2 separate regions of the Homo sapiens genome follow, and region 1 is linked to region 2. Evidence: read pairs that join two places in POLR2A ChIA-PET (ENCODE). Cell type or tissue: CD4-positive, alpha-beta T cell. All regions are shown on one strand. Each heading gives the region's core, and the rest is flanking DNA. Links, peaks and the distances in the headings are about the cores only. Region 1 overlaps KLF6 (KLF transcription factor 6). Region 2 holds the start of LOC124902541 (a long non-coding RNA gene).

Region 1 (15,257 bases), core at 1,188-9,187, 98 kb after region 2:
AGTGGGACCGGCCTGCTCTGTAAGCAGCAGCATTGATCAGCGAGTGTTTCCTGAGAACTTCTCCGTGTCTCATGCAGCCTTTGTTTCTGATACCGCTTGAAACAGTTTCTTAATGAAATGCCATACCTAGGTGAAAGTGCTATTTAAAAATACCTTGACATGTTCTAGGATAATTGGTGAGGAATCACAGAACATTTAGAACTGGGAAGGGTCTTAGTGATCACGTGATGCAGGCTCTTCTCTTATCAGTAGGAGAGCAAATTGCTGAGAGTCAGTCCCAGACAGGCTTGGTGACAGCTGAGATTGAGATCCGGGTGGCCCAATATCCAGGCCCAGGCCTGTCTCAACATACCCTGAGATTGGCTTGACAACTTTGTTTTCTCAGGTAGCACTTGTAGTAAATTCATATTTATGATTTGACCAAGGAATGAAGTGAACCCAGTTGTTCAATTGCCATTTAGAGAATGATTCCGGGGCCCTGTACTGGGGCTTTCCAGAAGCTCGTAACTTCAGCTTTGTAGAAAGGTAGAACGTCCCTGAGGAAACTGCAGAGGCACATTCCATAGGGAAGTGAGGATGGAACAGAAGTGTGTTTGGGAGAAACAGTTGCCATGAAGAAAGCAATAGCTCTGCCTTTGCCGGGGCTGTGGGTCCGGCAGGCTGACACCTCATCCCGCAAGCATTTTGCTGGTCTGAGTCGTGGTCGTTCTTCCACGTTAACTTTGATGACAGCACCATGGGCTTGGCTGAAGCTGTGTCCCTTGGACAGCAGTGGGAGGCCTGAGACTGGGTCAGGAGAGAGCTGCTGTTGTCTCTCTGAGGCTGCCAGTTGTTGTGTGTTACCGATGCCAGAAGCCACTGGGTCCCTGGCCTTGCATCCCACCACTGTGTGTGTTGTTGAATTTCCCCTTTCCGTCTGCGGGTCAGTGAAGTCATGGGCTGCTTGTCCTGTGCTCTCTCCCCAGGAGAAAAGCCTTACAGATGCTCATGGGAAGGGTGTGAGTGGCGTTTTGCAAGAAGTGATGAGTTAACCAGGCACTTCCGAAAGCACACCGGGGCCAAGCCTTTTAAATGCTCCCACTGTGACAGGTACGTGCCTGAGGACAATGCTGGGCAAGGAGCGTGGGGCCTTGGGAATGTGATGACCAGGGTTGAGTAGGTGTGCAGGGCACATTCGAAGGAAGGCATGCAGTTTCCTATGTGTGAACATTTCTTTTCAAGCCTGGGACTTTTTAGAAAGTTTCTGGTGTGCTCATTGTCCATGGTTAGGAAGAACTGTTCCACATACACCTGACATTGGAGTCAGTTTATTGATATGTTTGGAGATTGGCCTTTCAACAGTTTTCATATTTGAAGAATTAGAAATGAAGTCCGTTCAGATTCTCCAAAGAACCTCCAGCCACTGGTGGGGGACATTCTTAATTCACATTCCTATCAGTTGGTATCTCCTGTCCCTGAAGACACTGATGAGGCTTGGGAGGAGAATCCCACCTTTCCCTGCAGGGGGTTAGGCTGGGCAGGGCAGGGAGGTGAGGGCGCTGGTCCAGAACACTGGCAAGGGATGGGAACCTAACTTCTTCTGTGCTTCTGATTTGCCCTTGCAGGTGTTTTTCCAGGTCTGACCACCTGGCCCTGCACATGAAGAGGCACCTCTGAGGGAGCAGAGAGGTGGATCCTGTAGGCTAAAAGGCTTCCAGGCTGAGAGCCGGCCGTGGAAGGAGGGATGCGTGTTCCAGCCAAAGCATGCCGTTCTGCACCCTACCCAGTTGCCTCCAGGGCCTCTCCTTGGAAGGTCTTTTGAGGGCTAAAAAGGTCCTGTAAGAAGCGGCATAGCACCCGTGGTGCATGGTATGTGGGTGACCCTGGACTCGCCACTGGTACCCGCCCTTCCGAGCGGCGCCTAAGCCTTTGCCGTGAGCATGCACACTGAGAATGCTAATGGTTGGGTTGATTGTATGTTGAGGATCTATTACTGACCGTATGATGAGGCCAACTTTTTTTCCTTGTGGTTAGCAAGACTGCAAGAGATGGAAAAAAAGTAGTTTGAATGTTTTGTGTGTAAGGAGTATACCATGAGATGAGATGACCACCAATCATTTCCTTGGGGGGAGGGGGTGTCTGCACCTTAGAAAAAAAAAGAAAAATCAAAAAAACAAAAAAACAAAAACAAAAAAAGAAGGAAAATCTTGGAGGGTGGGCGTGGGAACTCAGGACCCCAGAGTGGCGAGTGGTGTGGGGAGGGAGAGCCTCTCTCCCCCTTTTCTGTGTGAGAGGAACTCTTAGTGTCTGGTGCAGCTATTAAATGTGCAATGTGTCAAGTAGCTTGTTTTACACGCTACAACATAGCTCATTTGTAACCCATTGTATAAGCTGTGTATTTACAAATATAACACAACAATTTAACTTTTCCTTAGAATACAAAAAGTCATGCATGGTCTGGGGAACTATATGCTTTTCCATTTTTAAGTCAGGACTGCAATACTGATTCCAGTTAATGAGCAGCTAAGATCCAATCTGTCTAATACAGTGACCCCCTAGCCATCCGGGCCTGGCAATATACAATTTTTTTTCCCCTCCAAGTTTGTAACACTCCCCTTCCAGAAAGGCATTGTGCAACACAGGATTATTTTTAAATGATTCTGAATTTGAATTAACTTTTTGGAGAATTCTGTGATGCCCTTAGAAGAAATTGGACACGTATTGAGTGTCACAAAGCTGGGGCTGGGAATTGCTGGTCTAATGTTTCATTAGACTTAAGAACCTAAAATTTTTCTCAGTTGGGTGGATAAAACCACTAACGCTTAGAAACTGTTTTCTCATGCAGCTATGTTTCTCTTATTTATGCCTTGAGGACTAATTTCTGGTTTTCTAGCTGTTAATGCACTGTTGACCTTCATAATGGTGCCTTACGCAAGCGATCCCTTCTGTGGGGGTCTCATACAGGGGTGTGGGCGATGCATGCTTTATTAAGGCTCTTGTTTCACCTGGCAGTGTACTGTATCAACGTATAATACAGAAAAAAAATCTCTTTAAGGTCCTCCTTCACAAAGACATAGAGTGAAACTCCCTTTACATGTCAGTATTTGTTCAACACTTTAGGCAACTTGACTGTCAGTGTTAAAATGGAAAACAGGAAAATGGAAAAATCTGACCAATTCTGCCACCTTGAGACTTTCATATAGACCTTGCACAACAATTGTATAGATCACACACCGGCTGTATTTAATATGTAACATTTTCACACATATTAAAGATACAGAAGTATTAAAAAACCCCCAATGTTAATGTATTTGCTTAAAAGGCACAAGTTTCACATATCTGTCTAGCTATCTGTTGGTAATACAGAAAGTATACTACTTTTTTAAAAAAGTGGGCAGAATTCTTGTGTATGTATATTTGTGTGTACAGTATGTGTATGTGTGTATATATATATATTATATATATAGATAATATATAAATATTTTTTTTAAGGAGAAACTAGAATGTTTAGCTAGAAAATTCCACAGCCTGTGAAGAAATATTTCAAAATGGCCATAAAGGAGGTAAAAATGAAAACCATAACCTAACTTTTATAGAGGCTTTATCTTTAATTTAACGATGTGCGGAGGACTTTCTTGCTTGAATCTGTTCCGGGCTGTCTGCTCTGTCCATCAAATGGGCAGGTCTGGAATGGGGCACCTTCGGCCGTTCAGAAGTGGCCTGAACAGAATGCTGGAACCCAGGCTGGACTCGGACACACTAAGGTTTTGATTTTGAATTTCAGCCTTATTAGAAGATCTAACCTAAGAGTAAGCTAACCACAGGGATTCTTTTGTAGAACACTTTTTATGCAGATGAAGCTATTTTTTCCAGCAAGTAGATTCTTCCAGTTTTTCCAAGGAGTAATTTCCCCGAATTGGCATACCACGGCGTGGACAGCTGATATTTCACCCAGCTGCTGGCTTGTGGGTGTGGCTCTTTGCTTTATATATATATACACACATGTGAGTCTGGCTGGGCTGGTATTTTGTTTGATCTTCCTGGAAATGAGCAGTGACTAACGCTCACATAACTGGTTTTTTTTTTATCTGGGCTGATGAATACATTTACCTAAGAAACTCATTTCGTTTTACTTAAGAGGGGAAGTGCAGTTTTCTTTTGGCAGTTCAGAATCCAAGCACTTGATTTGCTGGGTTTGGAAAACTCCTTTTTTGGCCTTCTATGTGCTTAGCCATAACAATTCCATTAAGCAAGAAGGTAAGCAAAAGACAAAAAAAAAAAAAGGAAAAAAAAAAACTTGCACTGGCTTGTCTCACTTACGAAACATGTCGGAGCTGTTTGCCTGGGTGGGGCTGGGTACCGTACCTGTCAATGCCTGTGATTTTCATAATTAGCACGTACATAAAGAAGTACATTCTGTTCAGGTGATAACTGAGCCTCAATCAAGCAGAAACTTTTTGCTTGAAATTAAAAAAAAATTTCTATTAGTGAAATTTCTTTTTTTTTTTTTTTTGGAAGCACCCTGTTATCTAAAGAATCTTTGTAAGATTTTTGTAAAATTTTGTTTTACAAGATTTTATTTGAAATTGTTTTTTGCAAGATTGTTATATTTCTGTATGAATGTATTTTTTATTGGAATAACATAAAAGAATTCTTATCAGCATCTTGAGTCTGGTTGTTTTTTTTGGGGGAAGGGGGTTGTTGGAACAGATTCCTCCTGCATTCATCACCCTGGCTTCCTCCTGGGGGCAAATCTTCATTGAGCAACCCTGAGAACAACTCACCGACCTCAGCCCCTTCCTCTTTCCACAGCCTGTCCTGGGAGCTGGAGAGGATGTCAGCGAGCCTGACATTGCCCTCCCTGAATGCATCAAATACTCTTCTCCAAGGACTGACAAAAACAACCCCCCGGCTGTGGGCACAGTAGGGAACCATGCCGGTTTGATCTTCCATTGCTCAAGCCAGGGAATGCATTGCAGAGGCACCTGCACAACGACAAACTTGAGTGTTTCCCTGCCACTTCTGTGCCTCCACAGCCTGCTCCAGTTCCGCAGCTAGAGCTGGGCCTACCTTCCCCAGCCAGCCCTGCCACACACCTGGCTGAGGCATGTCTGGGAGGGGTGGAGGAGGCAGAGGGACTCCAGGCCAGAGGGCTGTTCTCACAACCTCAGCCCACTCTCAGTCAAGGAGGGCAGAAAATAAAAGATGACATCACTGCCAGAGGAGTTACATCTCTTTTTTTTCTTTTAAGGCCAATAAGATACATTAAATGTAGAGTTTGTTTGAAAATAGGCAGCCTTTTGTTTTTTAGAGCAATGTTTAGCAAGTAATCTCAGCTTTGCTTTACTGTGTGGACCAGGACAATTTGATCCTTGTAGGAGTCCATTTTCAGATTACACTAAGCCAATCAGTAGCAATGGGGTAAATCAATGTGTTTCCGTGGGAACCAGCTTCTTAGTGTGACAACAAGGATATTCTACTTGAGGTGGCTTAAGCGCTCACTCCTCTCCATAGCTCTTCATTTTGCTAAACGTGGGGAATTTACAGTGGTTGCTTTTAATTTTATAATTGGAGAGGGGATGGATGTTAAGATGTGTGCCCAGACTAGGAATGTTCATTAATTTTCTTTCTATAACTGTGGTAAAAATGTCAGCAGTTTGGAGGGAGCTGTGGTAGGGCAGGACGTGGGGAGCAGACGACATTATTGCCGGGATTCGTGGGCGTGTTCTATCCCCAAGCACATGTCAACATGACTCATGGTTGGATTGCCCCGAATGTACAGTCTAAATTTAAAGTCTTGATAGTCATTCGCGGCTACTATTAAGACTTGACCACTTTGTCATGGAAAGACTATGCAGGACAGCTAAGTTATGTTCAAATAAGGCTGTTAGCGCTGCCGTGCAAGGAATCGGCTGCAACCTTAGGGTATTTATAGAAGTATAAAAAATTTCAGTCTGCTTAACAAATTTTTTGAAACCTAGCTAAAAGAAGAAAGGAAATGTTCTAGCTTGAACGAGCTGTGTGCTTTGGACAATTTGCTGAGCTACACCGACCCTCAGTTTGCTTATTGCTAAAATAGGGCTAGGTCACGTGGATCCAGCATTCTCGATAGCACTACAATTCTGTGGTGTGTAAGTATAGGGTGCACTTCAAATTACACGTTCGCCATCTTCAGAGTGCTGGCCTCAGCTCGAGAAAGCTTTCTCTTGTGCTACATGAAAGAATTGTTGAGGAAAACTGTGCTCAAATGGAAACTAGGACTTTCTCAGATTGCCCTTTGCCCGTCTAATTACAGTTAAGTTATTTAGACATTTGTTGCGTTATAGCATACCATTTTTTAAATTAAAATCACCATTTTTGAAAAGTGCTGTTGTAGCTGTAAATGGACCCAAAGTCTCCCAAGTGTCCCCACTTTACCGGCCCCGTTCCCTATCCAAGTTGACCTGAGTGCTCAAAGGACAACACAGGCAATCGGAGGAAAGTGTCTTCCTTTTCTGCTGTAATTGCTACGGAGAAAGAACACAGCTTTCACACCTAACTCCCCTCTTTTCTGTTAATATTATGCCACCAGGAGCTACTTTTAAACAACCATCCTTGCCAAACGGAATTACTTTCCTAGCAAAATTTCATGATGATGCAGATAATGGTGTCTGCTTCCTACTTCTTGTGCTGTAGATTACAGGACCCCAACCCCCAGGCCACGGATCGATACTGTTCCAGATCAGTGGTGGCATTAGCTTCTCAAAGGAGCATGAACCACCCTATTGTGAACCGTGCATGCGAGGCATCCAGGTGGCATGCTCCTTATGGGAATATAATGGCCTAATGCCTGGTGATCTAAGGTGAAACAGATTTATCCCCAAACCGTCTCCCACCCCCACCTATCCCTACCCTTCTCCACCCCCAAGTCCCACCATCCCTGGTCCGTGGAAAACCTGTCTTCCGTGAAACCAATCCCTGGTGCCAAGAAGGCTGGAGACCGCTGCAGTAGATGTTATATCTATTTCACAGATGAGGAAAACTGAGGCCCTGAGAGACAACACAACTTTCCTGAGGTCACAGCTAGGAAGCAGCAGGCTCAGCATACTGGTCCAGGTCTCTTAGATGCGAAAGACCGTGCTTTTTGTCACCATCCCACACTGCTGTCTCGCCCAACCTTTGCTGTTCGATCTGCAGCAGCCACCATAATATGACATTACATGTATGAAATGCAGACAGGGCTTTCTCGCAATTCAGAAGCACTCCAGCTACAAATTGTGCTGTAATCCTGAGAAAACAAAAGTAACCATTTTGAATTGCTTTCAAGATATGAGACAGATGGCACATATTTATTTTTAATGTTTAAGAAGATAGAGAAAGCAATTGGAGATGTGACATCCTGCATTAATTGGCATGAATCACCTAATGCACACAGTTAAGATACAGAGAGACGAAAATGAGGCCCATGCATCACGCAAATGAGGACCACAACAAAGTGTGTTTAACTAGATTTATTTTATAACAAGGTCTTTCTGTTTCTAAGTAATTTTAACGAGAATTCTCTAAACGTCTGTGGATGAAGAGACAAAGAGGAGAGTAAATATGGGTTCCACATGTCCTGAGAGAAGCCACGCCAGGCGGCACGATCACCACAGAATCTTAAAAGACAGATTTAACCAGAATGCCCATTGGCCTACGAGTCCCGTTCAGCTGCAGTTGCTAGGTTGCATTTACTTTCCTTTACATGATCTGTACAAAACACTGTAAGTGTGTGTGTGTTTGTATTTAAATATATGTGTATGTATATATAAAATGTACATACATACACACAAATACACATGTATGTATATACATTTTATATATACATATACAAATATATATATATACATATACAAATATATATATACATATACAAATATATATATACATATACAAATATATATATACATATACATATATATATATATATGTCAATGATCACATGATCTCTGGAATTATTTTTTAAACTAAGAGCCCCAATTCAGATCTGCCATGAACAAACAACGAGCTTCTTTCGAAGCTCCAGGGCTTGGCTAATGGGTAACTGAACACAGGGTTGCACGCCATTTTTCCAAGATTTGCCCTTTGTTGACGACAGGCACATTTATGGGTGACTTGCAGGTATCAACCAAGCACAGCGCCGCTCCCCTTGATTTCTTAAGTTTCGCGTTACCACATTTCATTTGGTTCTGCAAGATCTGCTTCCAGATGTGCAAGATAGTTAATGACATGCACTGACATTATCAGTTAACTCACTCCAGAGCCAGGCGGCATGACCCAGGTGGCATTTTTCTGTTGGTGAGGAGACAAGAAAGTGGGGCAGTTTGGGCTGCAGTAGAATGCAGCCTTCTGAATCCTTTCAGATGGGAATGGAAAATCCTTCACTATCATCCCCACCTTCCTTGTGCAATGTGCTATCCTCCCCAAATAGGTGATTTATTCTCAGGTTCAGAAGCTAGATCAAGTGGGCTTACCATGACACATATGTGTGTTTGCTGGGGTTTATTTTTATTTTTTTTAAATCTAACTCCTCATGGTAAATTGCCTTTGAGCAACATTCAAATATACAAATAATTGAGTTCATGTAAATTAAAGAGAACTTAAGTGTTAGCTACCGATTTAAAACAGTCAGCTTAGGATCCAAACTTCAAAGCCATGCATTCAAAGGCCATCGTGCCCTGCCATAAGGTGGAGATAGGAGACAGGAGCTGCTCCAGGATGCGTAGGGCAAGAGACCACTAGAAAGTCCCCCATTTCTTTTGTTGCCATTGCTTTTGGTGTTTTAGACATGAAGTCCTTGCCCATGCCTATGTCCTGAATGGTAATGCCTAGGTTTTCTTCTAGGGTTTTTATGGTTTTAGGTCTAACGTTTAAGTCTTTAATCCATCTTGAATTGATTTTAAAATTGACAAATGGGATCTAATTAAACTAAAGAGCTTCTGCACAGCAAAAGAAACTACCATCAGAGTGAACAGGCAACCTACAAAATGGGAGAAAATTTTCGCAACCTACTCATCTGACAAAGGGCTAATATCCAGAATCTACAATGAACTCAAACAAATTTACAAGAAAGAAACAAACAGCCCCATCAAAAAGTGGGCGAAGGACATGAACAGACACTTCTCAAAAGAAGACATTTATGCAGTGAAAAAACACATGAAAAAATGCCCATCATCACTGGCCATCAGAGAAATGCAAATCAAAACCACAATGAGATACCATCTCACACCAGTTAGAATGGCAATCATTAAAAAGTCAGGAAACAACAGGTGCTGGAGAGGATGTGGAGAAATAGGAACACTTTTACACTGTTGGTGGGACTGTAAACTAGTTCAACCATTGTGGAAGTCAGTGTGGCGACTCCTCAGGGATCTAGAACTGGAAATACCATTTGACCCAGCCATCCCATTACTGGGTATATACCCAAAGGACTATAAATCATGCTGCTATAAAGACACATGCACACGTATGTTTACTGCAGCATTATTCACAATAGCAAAGACTTGGAACCAACCCAAATGTCCAACAATGATAGACTGGATTAAGAAAATGTGGCACATATACACCATGGAATACTATGCAGCCATAAAAAATGATGAGTTCATGTCCTTTGTAGGGACATGGATGAAATTGGAAATCATCATTCTCAGTAAACTATCACAAGAACAAAAAACCAAACACTGCATATTCTCACTCATAGGTGGGAACTGAAAAATGAGATCACATGGACACAGGAAGGGGAATATCACACTCTGGGGACTGTGGTGGGGTGGGGGGAGGGGGGAGGGATAGCATTGGGAGATATACCTAATGCTAGATGACGAGTTAGTGGGTGCAGCGCACCAGCATGGCACATGTATACATATGTAACTAACCTGCACAATGTGCACATGTAGCCTAAAACTTAAAAGTATAATAGAAAAAAAAAAAGAAATTAACTGGGAGGAAGGATGGATTTGGGGTATTATTAATAACAATAATAATAATGTCTACCAAGTGCTCACCACATGCCAGGAATTCTAAGTATATTCATTAGCTCAGATGTACCTGACCACAGAGTTTGGGCTCTTAACTATGTTACCATTCTTTGTTGTCTAAAACAGAGTTCTATAAAGAAATACTTAATTTGGAGATTAAAGTTTTTTAAATCTCAAAAAAAAAAAAAAAAGAAAGTCCCCCATTTCTGAAGCGGCTCCCAGCACGTTCCCCTAGATCTGAGGGGAGGTACAGTAAGATCAGTGAACGCTGGACGGAGCCTCGGCTGCATGGAACAGTAATGTCCACAGATGGTACCAAAGAATGTCGCACAGACCTTCCGGCCTTCTTCGCTGTGTAAGCAGCTCCTTCTCAAGGCTCAAGGATGGCAAGGGGAGGGAGCTGTGGGAACAAGGCCAGTCCCATTCTCTGCCCTGGGAGAAAGGTTTATAGGATTTAAGAGGGGAAGGCATGCCTGCAGCTGCTGGGTCACCATTAATCAATTGTGCCCCACCCACTGAGCTCCCTGCACTTAGGGAATCAGAAATGTTGCCTTTTCAGGATGTGTAGGTTTAGTAACTGGATCAGGAAATAATCTATACAACAAACCCCCGTGACAGGAGTGTACCTATATAACAAACCTGCACATGTACCCTTGAACCTAAAATAAAAGTTTTAAAAACAAGACAAGGCACAAACAAGCAAAACAAATCAAAAACTTTAAAGATGGCATTCAAATAACTTGGGTTTATCAATTTAAAATATTAAAAATATTTGCAACTCTGTAACTTAAAACAAAAAAAAAGGTGGACGTATCTTCATGACCAGCCTAGGGTAACACCTGGAAGCCAGGCTCCTGGATAAGAAAGTGGGGAAGCTATTACCCAAGTACCCCACGGCCATTTCTTTAAGCTTGTGAGTTTCCTTAGAAACTTTGAGCAGTACTACAATCTAGGAGTTACTGTTTTTAAAGGATTGCTAAGAATGGCATTTGCAAAGAGTAGACATTTACCCTGAGCGAGCAATGAGGAGTCTTCCTTTATGGAACCTACAAGGAAAGATTGCACTGATTTCTGGCTTTGGGATTGTTACTTAGACCCTTAGAGCTGTGTTTTTCTTACCTCTAAAATGGGGATAATGGGAACCTGTTCAGGATTATTGCAGGATGAGAGGTAAGGTATGCAGAGGACCGAGTCCATGTCCTGAGACACGACACATAAGCCACAGCGGATCACAATTATTACGGAGTGGTGGATATTTACTTTTTAGGAAAATAATTCTTGTTTTTCCCATTGAATTCAGTTGAAAATGGATTTAGTTTTTAATTTGCAATAAGAAAGGTTCATTTGCATTTAGGTTTCACAACATGATTTTCCAGTAAATTCAGGCAAGGACAAGCAAAGAACACGATGCTGGGTTTGTATGATTTATAAGGTAGTTTCCTCTTGCAATGCTTGCTGTGCTTCTGAAATCTTGCAGGAAGGAAGTTCTGCAAGTCTTTGGGTAAAACTCTCTGTCAAAAGCCGAGTCATACTGACCAATGGCGGAATTGAATTGACCAATAGATTCAGTGAGTTGAATTCCCTGTGATTTTGACAAAAGACAAGGAACCCAGATGTCCCGAGTTACTGCAGTTTCCTATTTTATTATTATTATTACTTTTTTTTTTTAGACGGAGTATTGCTCGGTCACCCAGATTGGAGTGCAGTAGCGTGATCTCGGCTCACGGCAACCTCCACCTCCTGGGTTCAAGCGATTCTCCTGCCTCAGCCTCCCGAGTAGCTGGGACTACAGGTGCCCGCCACCACTCCCAGCTAATTTCTTTTTGTATTTTTGGTAGAGACGGGGTTTCACCATGTTAGCCAGGATGGTCTCGATCACCTGACCTCGTGATCCACCCGCCTTGGCCTCCCAAAGTGCTGGGATTACAGGCATGAGCCACCGTGCCCGGCCTACAGTTTTCATGAGTGGCTGTGAATCCAGAGATTGGTCTAATTCTTCTGAATCAGGGCACTCTGCTTAAGGCACCACCAAATAGATGTCTCACCGTGATCCTCTGGAATAATTGCATTATTTGTTACATTCTTTGCAACTAAATGAATTATGTGGGTAGAACACCACTTGAATCACAAAGTATCAGCCCGTGTGCTAGAAGCCAATTTGATTTGACAAAGGTTTGTCCAACGACAATTATTATGCTTATATTCAGATATGCTGTTTGGCTCATTTTATTTTGTTCTGTTTTGATTAATTGAATTTTGTTATTTTTGGTTGATTATTTTCACCACCTTTTTCCCTGTGTGCATAACTCCCACAGACATGCCTTCTACGCCATCATTATCCTTAGTGGAAATGAAATCCCAAATATTTGCAGAGGGATTTATGTTGTAGTTATTGTTGCTTTCAGTTGCTGCTCTTCGCTTGTTTGTAAAATAGTCTCACTGGCTGTTTTCTGGGTTTTTGTTTTTTTTCTTCTACTAATAAGTGCTTCCTTGGGGCCTGATGCAGGTGGCCCATCTGAGTAAAAGAGTGCTTGCTGTGAACCTGGGAATGGCTCTCCCCTGAGATGACCCAGGGTTGCACAGGGCAGTCGTCATCATCCTCCTTGTGCAGGGGTGACCCTCAGACACAGCCAATTAACCCACGCAGCCCTGCAAGAAAGAGCCGGGGTTATAACCAACTCATCTCTCCGACTACCATAATATACACTGTTTAGCCATTTTATCAATTTCTCAAATTAGATGCTGCAGAAGTCACAGGTGCACCTTGATGAAATATGTGGCCGAACCACATCTATGCCCTATTGTCTTCCAGTGGAGCCCATACTCACCCTCTCACCTCTAAGCAACGGAACCCCATGCCAACCAGCAATGGGCCATTCTGGAGCCAGGTACGCATTTTCTTCATTCACCCACACAGTAAGTAGTGGGTGTCTCCAGGTGTCAGGCACCATGCTGGAAGCCCCTCTGTCTCTTCTTGCATGTTGGCTACTTGCGGAGCGTGAGCCCGAGTGTGAGGCGCCTTTCAGCTTTTATGTATTGTTGACAATGCATGATGAGGGACCTGGTCCTTTCGAAGCAAAGGCTGTGTGTGTGTGTGTGTGTGTGTGTGGGTGTGTGTGTGTGTGTGGCCTCAGCTCAATATCACAGTCTTCAGACAGAAGTGGGCTCAGTACCTGCTTTCTTGCAGTCGTGACCATGATGGTCAGCGTGCCCATTCCACGTCCATGTGTGGCTCCTTCGCTGCTGCCTTCACAGCCCCTTCTGACTGGTGTGGGATGAATCAGGTAAGAAGTCACCAGGGCCATTCATTCTGGCCCCAGATCACACCTTCCCTGCTCAGAAATGACACCTGTGAGAGAAAGAGGCAGCGGAATGTCCCCATTTATGGACAAGGGTTGAAGTTTCTACCATAGAATACTCAGGGTAGAGCTGAACAAGGTACAAAGAACATCTGTTTTCATTTCTACTGCTTAGCTGTTGAGCAGTAGTGAGTGTCCGGTATGACCTCCCTGAAGCATAATGACGTTCCAGAAATGGATGGAATGTCCTGGGAGAGCCAGTGGCCACCTGTACTCTGAGCATCTTCACCCTTCTCCCTTCCTCCCTGGAGGATGAGTCCTTTGGACAAAGAATTGTGCATACAGTTGTCCCCCTTATCCCAGGGCGACACGTTTCAAGACTCCCAGTGGATGCCTGAAAGTATGGAAGCACCAAATCCTATATATATATACTATGATTTTTCCTATACATACCTACCTGTGATAAAGTGTAATTTATAAATTAGGCACAGTAAGAGATCACCTATAACATAATAAAATAAAACAATTACAACAATATACTCTAATAAAAGTTATGTGAATGTGGTCTCTTTCTCTTTCTCTCTCTCTTCCTCTCTCTCTCTCTAAATTTCTTCTTGTATTCACCTATTTTGAGACCTCACCTATTTTGGGACATCAGTTGACCACAGGCTACTGGAACTGCCAAAGGCGAATCCGCAGATAAGGGAAGATTACTGGATAAAATTTAATGGCTCTTGACTCCTCAGCCCCTAGGAATGCTCAATGTATGAATGAATGAATGAATGAACAATGAGCCTGATGTTGTCACTACTTTGCTCTCTTCTCCAACAGCATGGACGCATTAATTCTAAGCAGGATCTCTAAATAAAACCAGCAACTCATTTGATCCAAAATATCAGACCCCCTCTGGTTCCTGTTTTGCCTAGAAGGGTTTACATAAGACCAATCACTCATTTTCCATTTCATTCTCTTCCTTCTCCCCTTTCTCAGTAGATGGAAAGCCTATGGGAAAGACGACGTGGTTAGACAGCAGAAGACAATGACCAGGGATGTCCACACACCTGTCAATTCAGTTCTCAATAGTACAACACCAGGAAGAACCCCCACCTGGGAAAGAAAGGACCTGTGAGTGTCCTTTTATTTTGACTTCATATTAATTGAAAGGCTACCCCCCAAATTGACAAATGCATTTAATGCTCCAAGAAGATTCACAGGCCCCAGAACATAGCTACTCAGGGAAATGAAAGTGAAATCTTATTAAAGCACGTTTTTTGTTTGTCATTAAAATTTAAACAATCGGGTGTTTCGACGCATCACTTCTGTGCTAAATGCAAAACCTTTGTAATTCCGGATGTGAGTCTTTTGCACAGGAGACACACCTCGGGTTTTCCCAGATGACTCGTTAAAACGTTTACAAATCCCAAACCTCCTTTTTCACAAAGTGCTGCCTTTTCCTGCTTTTTACTTGCAAGCCACTTGATGTTTATTTGACTACATTAAAACAGAATGGTTGTCTTTTTTTCTTCAAGGTCAACCAGACAGTTAAGCTGTCACTGTTCATCATGTATTCATCTTAACGCAGAACATTGCAAAGTGCATGTTGTCTTTTTCCAGTTAAAGGTAACGTGTGATGCAGTCAGTGTTTCAGATGGAAAAATGGACTTTGAATCCCTGCGTCCCATCCGAGGGCAGACTGGGTCTGCCCCTCCTCCACCAGTGCAGTCCCCTGGGAGGGCTGCTGTGGGCAGTGAGTGAGGAGGCCAGGGCCGTGCCCAGTACAGTCCTGACGAGCCTCTGACCTCGCTCCACTTTTACCCCAATGGCTAACTTAGAGGCACGTTGTTTTGTTTCCAGTCCCACGTCCACCATTCCTTTTAGTAACTCTTTTCCATTTCATCACGTTTTCATGATCAGTCACAAGGAAATATTCAGATCTCAGCAACAAATTAAATGCACCGAAGCTCAAAGGCCTGGGTTCCAGAAC
Region 2 (15,257 bases), core at 3,603-11,602:
GAGCTCTCTGTGAGATCAACTGGGTCCTCTTCAGCAGGTGTTCCATGGTCTAGTTCTTCCCTCCTCCCAGTCTTGCTTCACTCACCCCCAATGGGTGTTGCTCCTGCTCTTTACCCATGTCTGTCTCACATCTGGCTTCCTGAGTACACCTCCTATGGCATCTAAACTATGCCTGAATGGTGCTCCCAAGAGTTGTTACTTCTCCCTGTCAAACAACCTCAAGGAGACTGCACGTGGAATGCTGTCATACCTGCTCGACAAATGCTAACGCTAAACATGAGTTGCTACTCAGTCAATAGTTTCATCTCAGAAATCACCTTTGCAAAAATTATATCAGTAAGAAAAATTATAACAGTAAGGGGAGCTAACTACCCCTACCCCTCTTGCCTTTCCCTTAATTATTCCTGGGCTATTGAGCCGAGCTGACTTTGGAAGACATTTAGGCTACAGTATAAATAATAATAGGCCTTATCCAAAACTCGATGGCTTTTATAAAGCTAATGGGAGGCTGTCAGTCTAGGGAGAATAGAGGAGCCAAGTCCTGCTAAGGTGCAGACATGAAGGATTTTCGGCCATTATTTATAAGATATGCAACTTCCGCAATATCTCCTGAAAATAACACCACTCTTGTAGATGGGTCTTTTGAGATTTTTCAGGTTTTTTGCATGTCTGACACTCATGGTTCCACCTGGACCTGCCAGCCCCGCTCCCGTGGCCCCGCCCAGAAGCAATTCAGCCTGCGGGAGGACAGCTTCAACACCCTGTGATTTCATCTCTGCTCCAATCAATCAGCAGCAAGCACCTGTTACCTGAACACTCCCACCCCTTTCTCAAACTGTCTTTGAAAAACCCCTAACCAGCCAGGCACAGTGGCTCATGCCTGTAATCCCAGCACTTTGGGAGGCCGAGGCAGGTCGATCACCTGAGGTTGGGAGTTTGAAACCAGCCTGGACAACATGGTGAAACCGTATCTCTACTAAAAAATACAAAAAAAGCCCAGTGTTGTAGCACATGCCTGTAATCCCAGCTACTCAGAAGGCTGAAGCACGAGAATAACTTGAACCCAGGAGGTGGAAGTTGCAATGAGCCAAGATCATGCGATTACACTCCAGCCTGGGTGACAGAGTGAGACTTTTTCAGAAAAAAAAAAAAAAAAGAAAAAAAAAGAAAAAAAAAGAACAACAACAACAAAAAAAAAAAACAGAAAAAGAAAAAAGAAAACCCCTATCCTATGAGCTTTGGAGGAGGTGATTTGAGTACAAATTCCATCTCCCACATGGTATGGCTGTCCTCATGTCTATTAAACTTTTTTCTTTACTACAATGCCATGATCTTTCTTCATGCACCAGGCAGGAAGAAACCCCTTGAGTGGTTTCATCTGCAGGAGAAAAAGAATAAGCGGAATATCTAAAACCGAGAAAAAATAGAAAGGAAAATAAAGATCGTAGAACCTCACCAAAATCAATGTTGCAAGGAATTACCGATGCTAAGTGTGGTTAATAACAAATGATAGAAAGACTGTATAGATGTTTGACCTTAGGAGTTATCAGAAAAAAGAACAGACAGAAGTCATTTGGAATATATCCATACCCCTTGCCCCTGCCATAAAGCAGGGGACCCCAGTCTGGAAGGAGCTCTCCACAGGAACAAGGGCGGTTGGAGGATGAGGCTCAAGGAAACAAACTGGAGAGAGAGAGATGCTATCAGCCTCATTCCAGAGTTATAGAACGTGGATGAAATAAATGCACCTGACGATTGGTGCTATGGACGGAATGTTCATGTTCCCATCCTCAAATTCATCTGTGGAAGTCCTGACCCCAGTGTGGCTGTATTTGGAGATAGAGTCTTTATAGAAGTAATTAAGGCTAAATTTGGTTGTAAGGGTGGGACCCTGATCCAACAGAATCAATGTCCTTGTAAGAAGAGCCAGGAGAGAGCTTGCTTTCTCTCCACTATGTGAGGACACCGTGAGGAGGCAGCTCTCTGCAAGCCAGAAGAAGAGCCCTCTCTGGAAACCAAATCAGCAGGTACCTCCTGCCTCCAGAATTGGGAGAAATCAATGCCTGCTATTTCAGCTGCCTAGACTGTGATGTTTTATTACAGCAGAAACACAAGTGGTTAAATGGTTACTACATTAATTCTGTTTGCATAGTGAAATTCCAAGATTAATAACTAAATATTCACACCATCTGGACATTTTCTTCAAATTCCGGAGCTTTGCAGCCCTTTCTGAACTGAGAGTTCCTGACTCTGAGTCCTAAGCTCTCTCTGGAAGTTGAGATCTTAATATGACTTAGCTTTCTGCTGGCTAAATGCTTGCCAGGATTACAGAATCAAACAGTAGTCCACCTTGGCAAAATGCAAAGCAACTCATCAAACTATAAGACGTATGAATGATCTTATGGCACTTCTGGGAAATATTATTTATTTCCTAATAGTCACTAACATCTACTGAGTCCTAAGGTTGCCACTCCAAGTGTATTACTATGTTTAACAGTAGCCTTTTTGAATAGGAAATATGCTACCTCTATTACAGAGATGAGTAAATAGCCTGTGGTACGAAGAAGTTAGGGGAATTTCTCAAGGTCAAACAGCTTATAAAGGGTTGATTCAGGATTAGAAAGCAGAGAGTCTGACCGGGGAGTCAGCCGACTCCGTCATGATCCTGGGATGCTCCTGGTCAGCCGTTTTCTCCGGAGTCAGCCTGGGCTTTCTTCTGTTGCTGTGAGTCTCCAGCACACCTGGTGTCTATCATGAAGAGTTTTCATACAGGGAAATAACTCCAAACTTCACCTTGCATAACTAAACCCTAGCCAAACACCCACAAAACAGCGGAGAGTCTCCTTTTCCCTTTCCCTTAGTGTTTACACGGAACAAACACAAACCAATGGCTTAATAATCCCAACAAGTGAGAAGTATCCATCCAAATGAATGTTAGGCTTGGGTGATGTGAAACGTAGACTGGCCTCACTGAACCAACTCTTTACTAGGGTTCCCTTTTTCTTTACTTTATGAAAACACTATATTAGTTTTATATTAATTTTAGTACTTTAAGAATGATAGTACTGACTAATATTAATTTTTAATCAATATGACTCAGAGAAAAATATACACACATTTCTCAAAGAAATATATACAGTCATCCTGGGTAAAGGAGGTGGATCGGTCAGGAATCCCAGGTATACCTAAATCTGCAGGCATGTACAAAAAGTCAGCTGTTGATATATGTGAATTTTGCCTCCCTCCAATGCTATATTTTGGATCTGCGATTTGCTGGAAAAAATCCCTGTAAAAGGGGGACCCATGCAGTTCAAACTGGCCTTGTTCAAGGGTCACCTGTACATTCACTTGTGTGTGTCATAGGCACTAATACGTTACTTTCTCCACTAAGATTTCCCGTACTTTTATTTGGAAGACAGTTTATTTCTGTTTTTTGTTGGTTTGTTTTTGTTTTTTTTGCTTGTTCTGTTTTTCTTTCTATCTTTCTTTTTTTTTTTTTTCTTTTTGAGATGGAGTTTCACTCTGTCACCCAGGTTGTAGTGCAGTGGAAACGATCCCAGTTCACTGTCACGTCCGCCTCCCGGGTTCAAAGGATTCTCCTGCCTCAGCCTCCCAAGTAGCTGGGATTACAGGTGCATGCCACCACGCCTGGCTAATTTTTATATTTTTAGTAGAGACGGGGTTTCATCATGTTGGCCAGGCTGGTCTCAAACTCCTGACCTCAAGAGATCTGCCCACCTCGGCCTCCCGAAGTGCTGGGATTACAGGTATGAGCCACCACGCCCAGTGGAAGACAGTTTATTTCTAAATCCCAACTCTCTATATGATACTCTATCAACAGAAAACATTGAAAATTATAATCTGTTTGAATTGGACATTCAGTTTTAAGTAATTCAAAGAATGCTTGCATTATTTATTTTTATGGTGCTTTGCCAGATTTTTTCACAACTACCGGAAACTATCATCTGTAAAAGGGTTCCCCTAAAAATTATACATGGGTATTTTATATATATTTGCATGTGTAAATATAGGTATATATCTTCACACATGCATAGAGCCTGCAGAGATTAAGCAACTGCAGGCTGGCTTGTTGTAAGCATGCAGACAAAAGTGTCAGGAATGATAGTACCCAGTATTTACTGAACACCTGGTATGTGTTAGGTATTGTTCTAAGCACCTTATTTTCATGCATTCACACACTCCTTAGCACGTGAGGATGGCATTGCTTTCATCCACATTTTTGGTGCTTTCATATGAGTTTTTCTTTGACCGTTGAGGGCATCTTCCATGGCCACCAAGCCAGCATTAGAAAGCTGGCCGCTTCCTTTTTCAAAGGAAAAGGACTTGGTCACCATTTTATTGTCAGTTTTAACAAGGTCAAGTAGACTCATTATGATTCATTCTGAAGTTGATGCCATTGAGTGAAATTATTCAGCATAAAAATAAAAGCAAAAGTAATTATTTGATTGCGTCTATTTATGTGAAACTACAACCTCTTGATTCTTAGAATATTATACAATCCTTTTAACAATGAGATAATATGCAAGGAAAACCCATGGAACAAAATCCCCTGGAAAACCCTAAATTTTTTTTTAGAGCTTTCAAATATATTCTTCCTCCAAAACATAATCTCAGAAGAGTGAATTGCCTTTGGAAGACTTCCACACAGGGAACACTGCTGTTATAACATAACAAGTAGTAAAGTGCCATCAAGCTTCTAAAGTAAGGGAGAACAGAAAAGCAGAAGGCAATTTTGTTTAAGAAAACAACTGCATTTGTTACACAATAACATAACAAAAGGAAATGAGACCACACTCTCTTAGAGAATTCTGAAGCCTTAATTACATTGTAAATTTTGGGAATTAATATGGTACAGGCAGCTTCTAAACTCATTCACAGGTCAGTCACTGACTTTCTGATTAGAGCATTAACCTGTCTCTGACAATCAGCTATAATTCCATTATGTATTTTTCCCAACAATATGAATCATATTGATCCTAAGGCTCAGAGAAGATTTCGGTAAGCTGAAAGGAATTTGGTAATGACAATGTGAACAGATGAATTTTGCATCTTCCCTGATCTGTCCCACCTCTGTAAGAAGAAAGTATGCTGCATTTGCTTATTGAAAAGGACCCGAGAGATTCCAGTCAGCCCAGTCTCTTTATCGTACAAGGAAGCCAAATTCAACTAAGACTGGACCGACCTGGCAGGGTGGCTCACATCTGTAATCCCAGACTTTGGGAGACTGAGATGAGAGGATCACCTAAGGTCAGGAGTTTGAGACCAGCCTGGCCCACATAGTGAAACCCTGTCTCCACTGAAAATACAATAATTAGCCAGCCGCAGTGGTGGGTGCCTGTAATCCCAGCTACTTGGAGGCTGAGGCAGGAGAATCGCCTGAATCCAGGAGGCAGAGGTTGCAGTGAGCCGAGATGACATCACTGCACTCCAGCGTGGGAGACAGAGTGAGACTCTATCTCAAAAAAAAAAAAAAAAAAAAAAAGGCTGGATAGCCTGAATCTTATACTAGAAGAAAAACCCCAAATATGCCCAGGCTAAAGTCATCTGGGGACCCATTGTTTTGGGTGGTGGCCTCTAATTAGGGCTTGAACAAATTTGATAAAAATCTGTGTTTTGGAGAGTTTCCCGTTGGAGGTGAGGCTCCTAGACCAGGTACTTGGTCATCCCCTGAGAGCTCATCAGCCAGGCAGAGGCTCAACTCCCACCCAGGCCTGCTGAGCCAAAATCTGCCTTTCAACAAGGCCCATGGGTGATCACTGTGTGCATGAAAGGTTGGAAACACTGGCTTAGGTGATACTGCTAAGATTGAGATCAGAGAAGGACTTGTTTTTCTCTAGGGCTTTCCATTTACAAGTCAGCTGACTATTCCGGGAACCACACTGATGGAAGCTCTCAGGAGCTTTTGTCTTGATTGGAAAACACTACCTCAGCCAGGAGTCAGGTCAGGAGATGGAAAGGTGATGGGCAGAAGCTGGAGGAGCTGGAGGAGCTGGAGGAGCTGGAGGAGCTGGAGGATCTCCATGACAGGGGAGATGCACTTCCATAGATGCATCTTCGTGCAGATACAGAGGAATCTGGCACTTTCTGAACCTCGAGATCCAATTGATAAGGAAGGAAAATCAGTAAAATGTAACAATGGCCATGCACATCAATAAAATGTAACCACAGATACAGCAAAATGAAAGTACTCTGTGATCAAAGGTGGCACACTCTCTTCCTGTAGGCATGGGACAAATCAGAAATGATGAAAAAATGCATCACTTCAAGTTTCAAAATGCAGGTGACTTCTAACATCTCAGATTTTTCAACAACTCGGCACAGTAGGTGGTATTTTCCTTATGTTACAGATGAGGAAACCAAGGCTCAGGGGAGTCTAGTCAGGGCCCCAATTCACACAGCTACTAAATGTCTGAGCTGGGGTTCACACTTACCTGTCTGACTGCCTAACACCCACACTCTAAGGCATCCTGAGTTTACATTTGTCACCACCTTTAGTTCATTGTTGACCCTTCCCCCAAAGCAGTACAATTTTTTTTTTTACATTTGCCAAGTACTATGTTGTATTTGCATACCAATCCCTTTTAGTGCCAAATTTAGGAGGGAAACCCCATTTATTAATAAATATGTCCTTAAAGGAGGACATACTCAAAAGGAAAGTGAAAAAGCAGGCTTCTGACATAGCTTGTTAAATGGGTCAGAGTGTAAAGAAGCAGGTGTGCGCACTGGAGTACATTGTCTCCAAGCATCTGGCAGAAAACCACAATGTCATGGGATTGTGCAGACAGCTCCCCTTCCTTCCCTCAAATAAAAGCAGTGTCCACATTTCCGCTGTGATGGGCACTGCTTCCCTCCTTTCCCTATGTGAGCTGAAAACTCACCCCTAGGAGTCAAATTTAATCAATTACACAAAACTATTTTACCGGACGTGGGTTGTGAGCTGGAGGTAAGGCTCAGTTCCGTTTCTAAAGGAGTCCACAAGATTTGCTTCTCAGAGAAGAAATTAAAGTTAATGATGGGCCAGGTGCGGTGTCTCATGCTTGCAATCCCAGCACTTTGGGATGCCAAGGCAGGAGGATTACTTGAGGTCAGGAGTTCAAGACCAGCCTCACCAACATAGAGAAACCCTGTCTCTACTAAAAATACAGAAATTAGCCGGGCATGGCAGTGCATGCCTGTTATCCCAGATATTCTGGAGGGTGAGTCAGGAGAATCACTTGAACCAGGAAGGTGGAGGTTGCAGTGAGCCAACATCGTGCCATTGCACTCTAGCCTGGGCAACAAGAGTGAAACTCTGTCTCAAAAGCAAAAAAAAAAAATTAGCCAGCGTGGTGGTGCATGCCTGTAATCCCAGCTACTCTGAGACTGAGGCAGGAGCATCACTTGAACCCAGGAAGCAGAGGTTACAGTGAGCCAAGATCATGCCACTGCACTCCAGCCTGGGCAACAAGAAGGAAACTCTGTCTCAAAAAATAAAATAAAATAAAAATAAAGATAATGATAAACAAATTTAAAGGCAAAAAACAAAAATCTAATAAAGTTACTTTTCTCTTTTGTTTCAGTTGGAGCAAAATAGGAAGTAGTAAAGATTCCTTGAAATCTATTTCAGAGCTGTTCCTTTGGGGCTATGAAATAAAAGACAAGACTGGTAGAAATGACTTAAAATGCAAAAATGGCAAAGGTAATGATCACCGTGGGTAGGTTATAAACGACTGTGGAGGTTTGGGGAGGCTAAATCATCCAGCCAACGGAAAAGTAGTCATTTGAATCTGAAGACAGTGAGCCTCTGCCTGCGTCTGTCTCATGTATTGGAATATCCTCTTATTAAATTACAGTGTTTTATAACTTGTGAATAAAATTGGTATCATGTTTACTATGCAAAAGCCTCGCTATTTTTCAGATGGATATATATTTAATATGAAATTGAAATGTAATATCTAAAGCACCAAGCAATAAAACCAACCCACCTTGTTTCAAACCCTGCTTAAGTTATTTTTTTGAATTCTGTATCTAATAACATGGTGCAATAACACTGAAACAAGATTCACACTATGATACTATTTGTTTAGGAGACCAAGAGTGTTGCTATGGAAACCGACCTTCAGTGTATCTATGGAAACAGTGACAGTGTTGTAAATAAAGATACTGAAAAGAGGAACCTAGTAAACTTAGCATATGAATTCTAAGAAAAAGAATAAAGAATGAGGACCTGCGGGGAGAAAAATTGTATATTTTCTTGTAAGAAAAAAAGCATTGTGACATATTTTATTAATCTCATGATAAAACTTTTAAGCTAAGTTTTCAAAATCTCCATTGTGTCTTCTACTATCTTCTGTTAGTTTCTGTCTTCTTCTTAACTGTCCAAATCATAACCTATTTATAATTAACAAAAACATTTATTGAACATTGTTTCAAATGACGCAACTTCACTATGATAGCATTTTAAAGGCCAACTTACCTTTTCTAAAAATGTTAACATGAAAAAAATTTCAGAAAGCATATGTTTAACTCACTTATGTTTTGAAGTTATAAAGTAATTTTTTTAAAAGATCCATCCATAATATTTACCAAACAATTTTAAATGGGCTATTAAAAGGAGGTTAGTTGTTTTTGTTTGTTTGTTTGTTTTGTTGTTTTCAACATTGCAACCCTTTGAAATCATTATTAAAAGACACACAAACATTTATTGAGTTGTAATTTCAATCTTCTGGCTTCATTGTGTCCTGCTGGAAGGAAACAACTATGTCTTCCCTTTGCATCTCCTGATATTGAGGAGACCGCTGTGCACCTAGGAGAGAGCCATGTGTGGGATGAAGGGATGAAGCTATTAAAGGAATCGAATATGATAAAACAAACGAACACACAAAAAGACAACAGAATGCAATATAATGTCAAGTGCCTGGCAATAATTACATGAGCTGGCTCAGTTATGTGGAAACTGATCTCATCTCATTTGAAAAGGCAAGAAAAGGTGACGGTTGTACACCAAGTAAAGCAACTCAGAGGAAGGGAGGGATGCAGATTGGGGCCCGCAGCACAGGAGAGAGGCGCAAGGCCGACCTCACCTGCGCTCTCCAGAGCCACCCCCTCCTCCTCCTCTCTCATGTCTCCGGCCATCAATCAAGTCACACAGAGATGGACAGAGCAGTCCTTTTGTAGCCGAGCCGAGAGCCATGCTTCTCCTAAACTGTTGGTTCCCAGATTCTTAAAAGATTTTGGTAAGTAAATATTTCATGTTAGTATAGGACTATGTATCCTGGCGTTTTAAAAACTCTAGAATAGTGCTTTTTTCTGTTTAAATTTGGAATTCTGTCATTTTTTAAGATCCCCTAAGAGGGTAATAAATAAGCATTTCGAATGAGGAGTTTAGACTAGATCCTTAGTCTTCAAATTCCTTTTCAGGCGTGGGGGACCTCTGGGGAGTGGCTCCAGAGAGGCTGCCTCTTTCCCTCATGAGAACAGCTCTGCTCACCTCACCTAAACTTCTTCAAATGCCTTCTTTAAAGTATTGGCTTCCTTGTTTACAACAGTCAAGAACAACCTTGAAAACTTCTGGGGAGGAAATCCCTTTCAGCTTTCTATTTCTGCAATTCTCTGGTTACTTTTCAATAAATAGTCAATGATAAAAGAACCACTAAGAAAGCATTCCTAACCAGAGGACTTTTGGACTCCCTTCAACGTAGAGCTAAGGGTCTCTCAATGACATATCAAGGCACATTTAACCGCAGGGGACATTTATTGAACATCTATCAGTTGCTCAGAGCACTTGTTGGCAGGCGCCAAGGCTGAGCAAGGCTACGGTGCTCGGCTCAGAAAGGAACCCAGAAGCCGTCCAGAACCGGGGTGGCTTCCCAGGGGAGTGGCCTCTGAGGTCGCAGGAGCCCACGCTCAGGGGTCCCCATGCTGGACTTTATGCTTTGCCATCTCCGTATTGAATTCCCAAATTATTTTCTCATGGAACTTGGGTTTTTAAGTGAAGCCTGTGGGGACAAGGAAGCACACGTGTGATCAGAGGAGAGAGAGGAATGGGGGACGAAGGAGAAGATCTTTATGCACAGTGAGATTGTCTTAGGTGGCTCGGACTACCATGGCAAATACTACAGACTGTACATCATTCAGATAGTCACATGCAGAGCTGGTAGCTCTGCACTAACAATAGCAAAGTCCATGGTACAGTCTGGAGGTGGCTAGTCCAAGCTCAAGGTGCCAACCGTTCACTTTCTGGCAAGGGTTCTCTTCCTGGCTGGTAGACGCAGCCTTCTTGCTGCTGTATGACAGGTGGGTTTGGTGGGAGACAGAGAGAGAGAGAGGAGCGGAGGGAAGTTCACTCTCTGGAGTCTCTTCTTATAAGAACACTAATCCTATTGCATCAGGGCCCTGCCATTATGACCTCATTCTACCTTAATTACTTTCTTACCCCAAATACAACAGCACCAGGGGTTAGGGATTCAATAGAGGACTTTGGCAGGCGTTGGGGAAACAACTTGGTTCCCAGCAGTACTATTCCAGCTTGAATTTTTAGCAGTAAAATAAAATCAAAAACAGAAAAGAGGTTGTTAGTTAAAAACTGGTATAACCACTTTGTGGAAGCTTACATAGTCATTCAATATTATATTTCCAAGGTCGTTCCATGACATAGAGAAGGCCTTGAGTATATGATAAGCACAAATGGTCACATGAAATTGTGCATAAGTACACAGTTTATTGACAACTACGTAGAGAAAGAGACATCTGCCTAGAAAAAAAATGCTGAAAGGTGATACATAAAAATACTGATAAAGGTATGTTTAGGTAGTAGGTATATTTTACATTTTTTTCTGTTATTCTGTATTTTCAAATATTCCTTCATGAATATATACTGCTTTTTACTAAAAAAAAGTTTGAATTATCCTATTAAATTTATGGTCATGATTTTTAAGAATAAAATAAATATGGAATAGAATAATTTACACACTACTAAATTGATGAGTTAATATTTTCCTTGAGTTTATAAACTCAAATTGGATCAAATTATTAAAATTCAAAAAAATTCTAAAGGAAGGTTATTTTTTGAACTTCGGTTCTCAAATGTAATTTGAACGTATTAACTTCCAACACTAGCAACAAAAATATCCATCGCAAACGAGAGTCATTTGCAAGCTTGCTTTGGCAAAATAAGCCCTTTTCAAATGGGACCTTACACAGTATTCCAATATAAAATTCACACTGAAATGAAGCCCCTCTAGTGAATACCAATTTGGGGCCCTGCCCATGCCCATCCTCCTGGAGGCTCCCAAGGAACCTCTGTTGAACCCAGGGTTCCGTGAGCCACAGTTCTAATGCTCTTGGACAGAGTAGAGTATGAGCCCTGGGTTTTAAGTCCCAGCTCTACAGGTAACTATTTGCATGATATTCAGAAAGTTGTAGCATGATGTTGATGAATTATATTATCTCTGGGGTCTCCTCCAAGTCTGTAGTTCTTTGAATCTGTTTGACTAGGGTGGACCATGCCAGTATGCATTTTTGTTTTCTTTTTTTTTTGAGATGGAGTCTCACTCTGTCACCCAGGCCGGAGTGCAGTGGTGCAATCTCAGCTCACCGCAAACTCCGTCTCCCAGGTTCAAGTGATTCTCCTGTCTCAGCCTTCCAAGTAGCTGGGATCACAGGTGCCTGCCATTATGCCTGGCTAATTTTTGTATTTTTACTAGAGATGGGGTTTTACCGTGTTGGCCAGGCTGCTTTCAAACTCCTGATCTCAGATGATCCACCTGCCTCAGCTTCCCAAAGTGCTGGGATTACAGGCACGAGCCACCGCATCTGGCTGCTAGTATGCATTTGTTTAAATTATCAAATGGGAATCTGAAATGGGGCAATGGGAATTAAGAAAAATCATCTTTTTTTATTTAGAACTATCTTCAGACATGAACCCTCACAGTTGAACACATTACTTCACAATAAATATAGGCTGCCCTTCCGTGCCCCTCAGCCAAATGCCTTTTTAATTTTTTTTTTTATTTTCAACTCTTGCAACTAAATAAAGCAATCATACCACTAGTGTGACGGTTAATTTTATGTGTCAGCTTGGTTGGGCCATGGTGCCCAGATATGTGGTCAATCTTTATTCTGGATATTTCTGTGAGGATATTTTTGGGTGAGATTTCCCTGATATGGGTGAGCCCCATCCGATCTGCCGAAGGCCTGAAGAGCACAAAAAGCTGACCTCCCTGCAAGCGAGAGAGAATTCAGCAGCAAACAGCCTTCAGACTTCATCTGCAACATCAGCCCTTTCTGGCTCTGCACGAAACTGTCTTCAGACTCAAACTGCAGCTTTTTCCTGAGTCTCCAGACTGCTTACCACCCCCATCAGATTTTGGACTCACCAAGCCTCCACTGTCCCATGAGCAAATTCCTTAAAATATCCACCTATCTATCTCCTATTGGTTTGTTTCTCTGGGAACCCTGACTAATGCAACCACCTTTATCATAAACTCGGAAGAGAATTCTCCATGACCCTCACATGTCTGCACATCTTCTGAGTAGAGGCCGTGAGAGTCTTTGTCCTGGAGTATCTTGTGAAAGATAGTTAAATAGTGAACAGCTTTGGAAGACAGAGACTGTGTGTCCTTCAAAGCAAAGGGCAGGTATGCCTACTGCTTCTTGTGAAAGGCAGCTTCCCATCCTCCAAGTTTAGGTTCACCTCCTGAAATGCAATCCACTGCATGTGCAAATGTCACCTGACCCTCCTTCAGTCACCCTCTGGGGGTGGGGAGTAGGAGAACCAAAATTGCTGATACTCTGCCTACTGCTATTGCTTGAGTCATAAAGTCCTTTTGGTCTTTGACCCAGAGTACTCATATCTTCTGTCAGCATTCACAAAACTAGGACAGGCTAACTTGAAACCTTACAAATAGGGTAAAATATTAGATCCTTCCCAGTTCCTTACAGTCCACATAAAATATGCCAAAGGGTCTATAATCAGAATCTCATCAAATGCATTGTGTGGTGTCTTGAAAATATATCTACAAATCCTTTGACAATCCTTCTTTGAAAAGGTGAGGTTCAATTCTGCTCCTCTGCGTGTCAGCTGGACTTTGTAACTTGCTTCTACAGAAATAGAATGTGGCAGAATGGGAGGCTAAGGTGGAGGGATCCCTTGAAGCCAGAAGTTTGAGACCAGCCTGGGCAACAGAGCAAGACCCTGTCTCTACAAAAAAGTTTAAAATTGACCAGGCGTGGTGTCTCACACCTGTAATCCCAGCACTTTTGGAGGCCAAGGTGGGCCGAATCATTTGAGGTCAGGAGTTCAAGAGCAGCCTGGCCAACACGGTGAAACCCCATCTCTACTAAAAATACAAAAATTAGCCAGGTGTGATGGTGGGTGCCTGTAATCCCAGCTACTCAGGAGGCTGAGGAAAGATAATCATTTGAAACGAGTAGGCGGATGTTGCACTGAGCTGAGTGTGCCTTTGCACTCCAGCCTGGACGACAGATTTAGACTCTGTCTGAAAAAAAAAAAAAAAAAGTTGAAAATTAGCTAGGCTCAGTGGCGTGTGTGCACCTGTAGTCCCAGCTACTCAAGTGGCTGAGGCGAGATGATAGCTTGGGCCCAGGTGTTCAAGACTGCAGTGAATCATGATCGCACCACTGCATTCCAGCCTGGGTGACAGTGAGACTCTGTGTCTACAAACAAATAAACAAACAAAAGCAAAAAACAAGACACATGAGCCATTCTATGGATGTCTTCAAATAAGCAACTATTTACTCTTATTGTCTTTATATGTGACAATATCCAAAGGGCAGCCTATTCACTCTGGAACATCTCACATGAGCAATTATACAGTGAAAGGAGCAAAAAAAGAAAAAAAATTAAAACCCTGAACATGAGCGATGGAATCAGAAGTGTCTATTCTGCCTCTTACTAAGAAGTGACCACACCCAAAGTCACTGAAGCTCTCTGATTTTCAGGTGATTTTGGATGACTAGTGTAGTCATACCTAGCTGTCTGGATAATTTTGATGATGAAATCAGAAACATAATAGCATTTATTATCTACTAAACATTGTGTACCGGAATTTAGAGCCATGATTTCTTTTAACATATCCAAACCATCTAGAATTGTGCCTGGCACATGTTATGTAATGCATAAACCTTAGGCCCTGTCTTCTCCCAACATAGAAGATTGATACTTGATCATGTGCCCATGATCTCAGTTTATGTGCCTTAAAATAAAATCCATGACTTCCTCTTGTTATGATGATGGCAAACATCTACTTGTAACTGTGCTCTAGTTAAAAAAAAAAAGTAATACTTCAACTTTTATGATTACAAGGCAATACACATTAAAATGACTCATTCTGATGAAGATATCAAAGTTACTGCTATCCAATGTGACTCTACTTCAGTCATAAAGAAAACGTTCTCATGTAGCCAGAGTCATCACAGTGGAAAAACAACTTCACTCCTTCCCTGAGCACTTGTGACAGCACCTCAGGTCTCACAGATGGGCTCAGGGGTCCCACAGGTGAGGTGCACACACCCAAGGTTCTGTACAGAATGATATATTGCAATACAAGTAAAAGAACATTAGAGCTTCTATGCACATTTATTTTTATCTGATTCATTTATTACGTGTATGTTTCTGTGTATCCTTTATAATGCTCAAAATATAACAGAAGACTTACCTGTCTCTATATTGTTTGTTCCTATCACTGTCTAATTGCTCATGGAAGCCACCCAGCAGGAAGGGGCTGGTCTTACACATCAGCAAATGTTAATGTCTTTATATGTTCATGATCAAAACCTTTTTACTGATGAGGTGTGTATCCTCAAAATATTTGGAAACCTCTGCTGCAGACCATCATTTAGATTAGAGTTGAAACTGACACTTAGCATTTAGATGGACTAAGACTAATTATGTCACCAATTTACAACAAGAATATTTTACAAAAATAAAACATAAAACGGCCTGGCGTGATAGCTCATGCCTGCAATCCTAGGACTTTAGGAGGCTGAGGCGGGTGGATCACTTGAGCTCAGGAGTTCAAAACTAGCCTGGGCAACATGGCAAAACCATATCTCTGTAAAAAACACAAAAATTAGCCAGGTGTGGCGGCACGAGCCTGTAATCCCAGCTGCTTGGGACTAAGGCAGGAGGATCACTTGAGCTGGGGAGGTGGAGGCTGCAGTGAGCCCAGATCACACAGCTGCAATCCAGCCTGGGAGACAAAGTGAGACCCTGTCTCAAAAACAAAAACAACAAA

Evidence for each region. Peaks named below come from ENCODE experiments on the same cell type or tissue, not always from the same donor. Only the 100,000 strongest peaks of a DNase experiment are listed, where the experiment ranks them.
Region 1: POLR2A ChIA-PET joins it to region 2 with 10 read pairs; 30 of 35 experiments call an interaction of 5 or more read pairs at or near these places.

The regions. Positions count from the first base shown.
Region 1 is chr10:3,765,938-3,781,194 of GRCh38, reverse strand. KLF6 (KLF transcription factor 6) reads left to right here. Exons shown (of 4, transcript NM_001300.6): 3 at 966-1,089; 4 at 1,605-5,199. The coding sequence ends at 1,656. LOC105376363 (a long non-coding RNA gene) reads right to left here. Exons shown (of 4, transcript XR_001747332.1): 3 at 13,148-13,323; 4 at 11,875-12,623. Among named protein-coding and RNA genes, the nearest start is that of KLF6, 12 kb to the left of the region's middle. RefSeq lists a silencer at 6,644-6,938 and an enhancer at 14,174-15,257. In CD4-positive, alpha-beta T cell, for the core only: no CTCF peak of the experiment used is centred there; DNase peaks (open chromatin) are centred at 4,004, 5,094, 5,414, 5,704 and 8 weaker places; H3K4me3 peaks cover 1,357 bases; H3K27ac peaks cover 2,781 bases.
Region 2 is chr10:3,866,767-3,882,023 of GRCh38, reverse strand. It overlaps LOC124902541 (a long non-coding RNA gene), which reads left to right and starts at 6,696. Exons shown (of 2, transcript XR_007062365.1): 1 at 6,696-6,964; 2 at 7,581-7,896. RefSeq lists enhancers at 6,485-6,814, 11,822-12,321. In CD4-positive, alpha-beta T cell, for the core only: no CTCF peak of the experiment used is centred there; DNase peaks (open chromatin) are centred at 5,763, 6,353, 6,733 and 8,103; H3K4me3 peaks cover 1,900 bases; H3K27ac peaks cover 5,928 bases.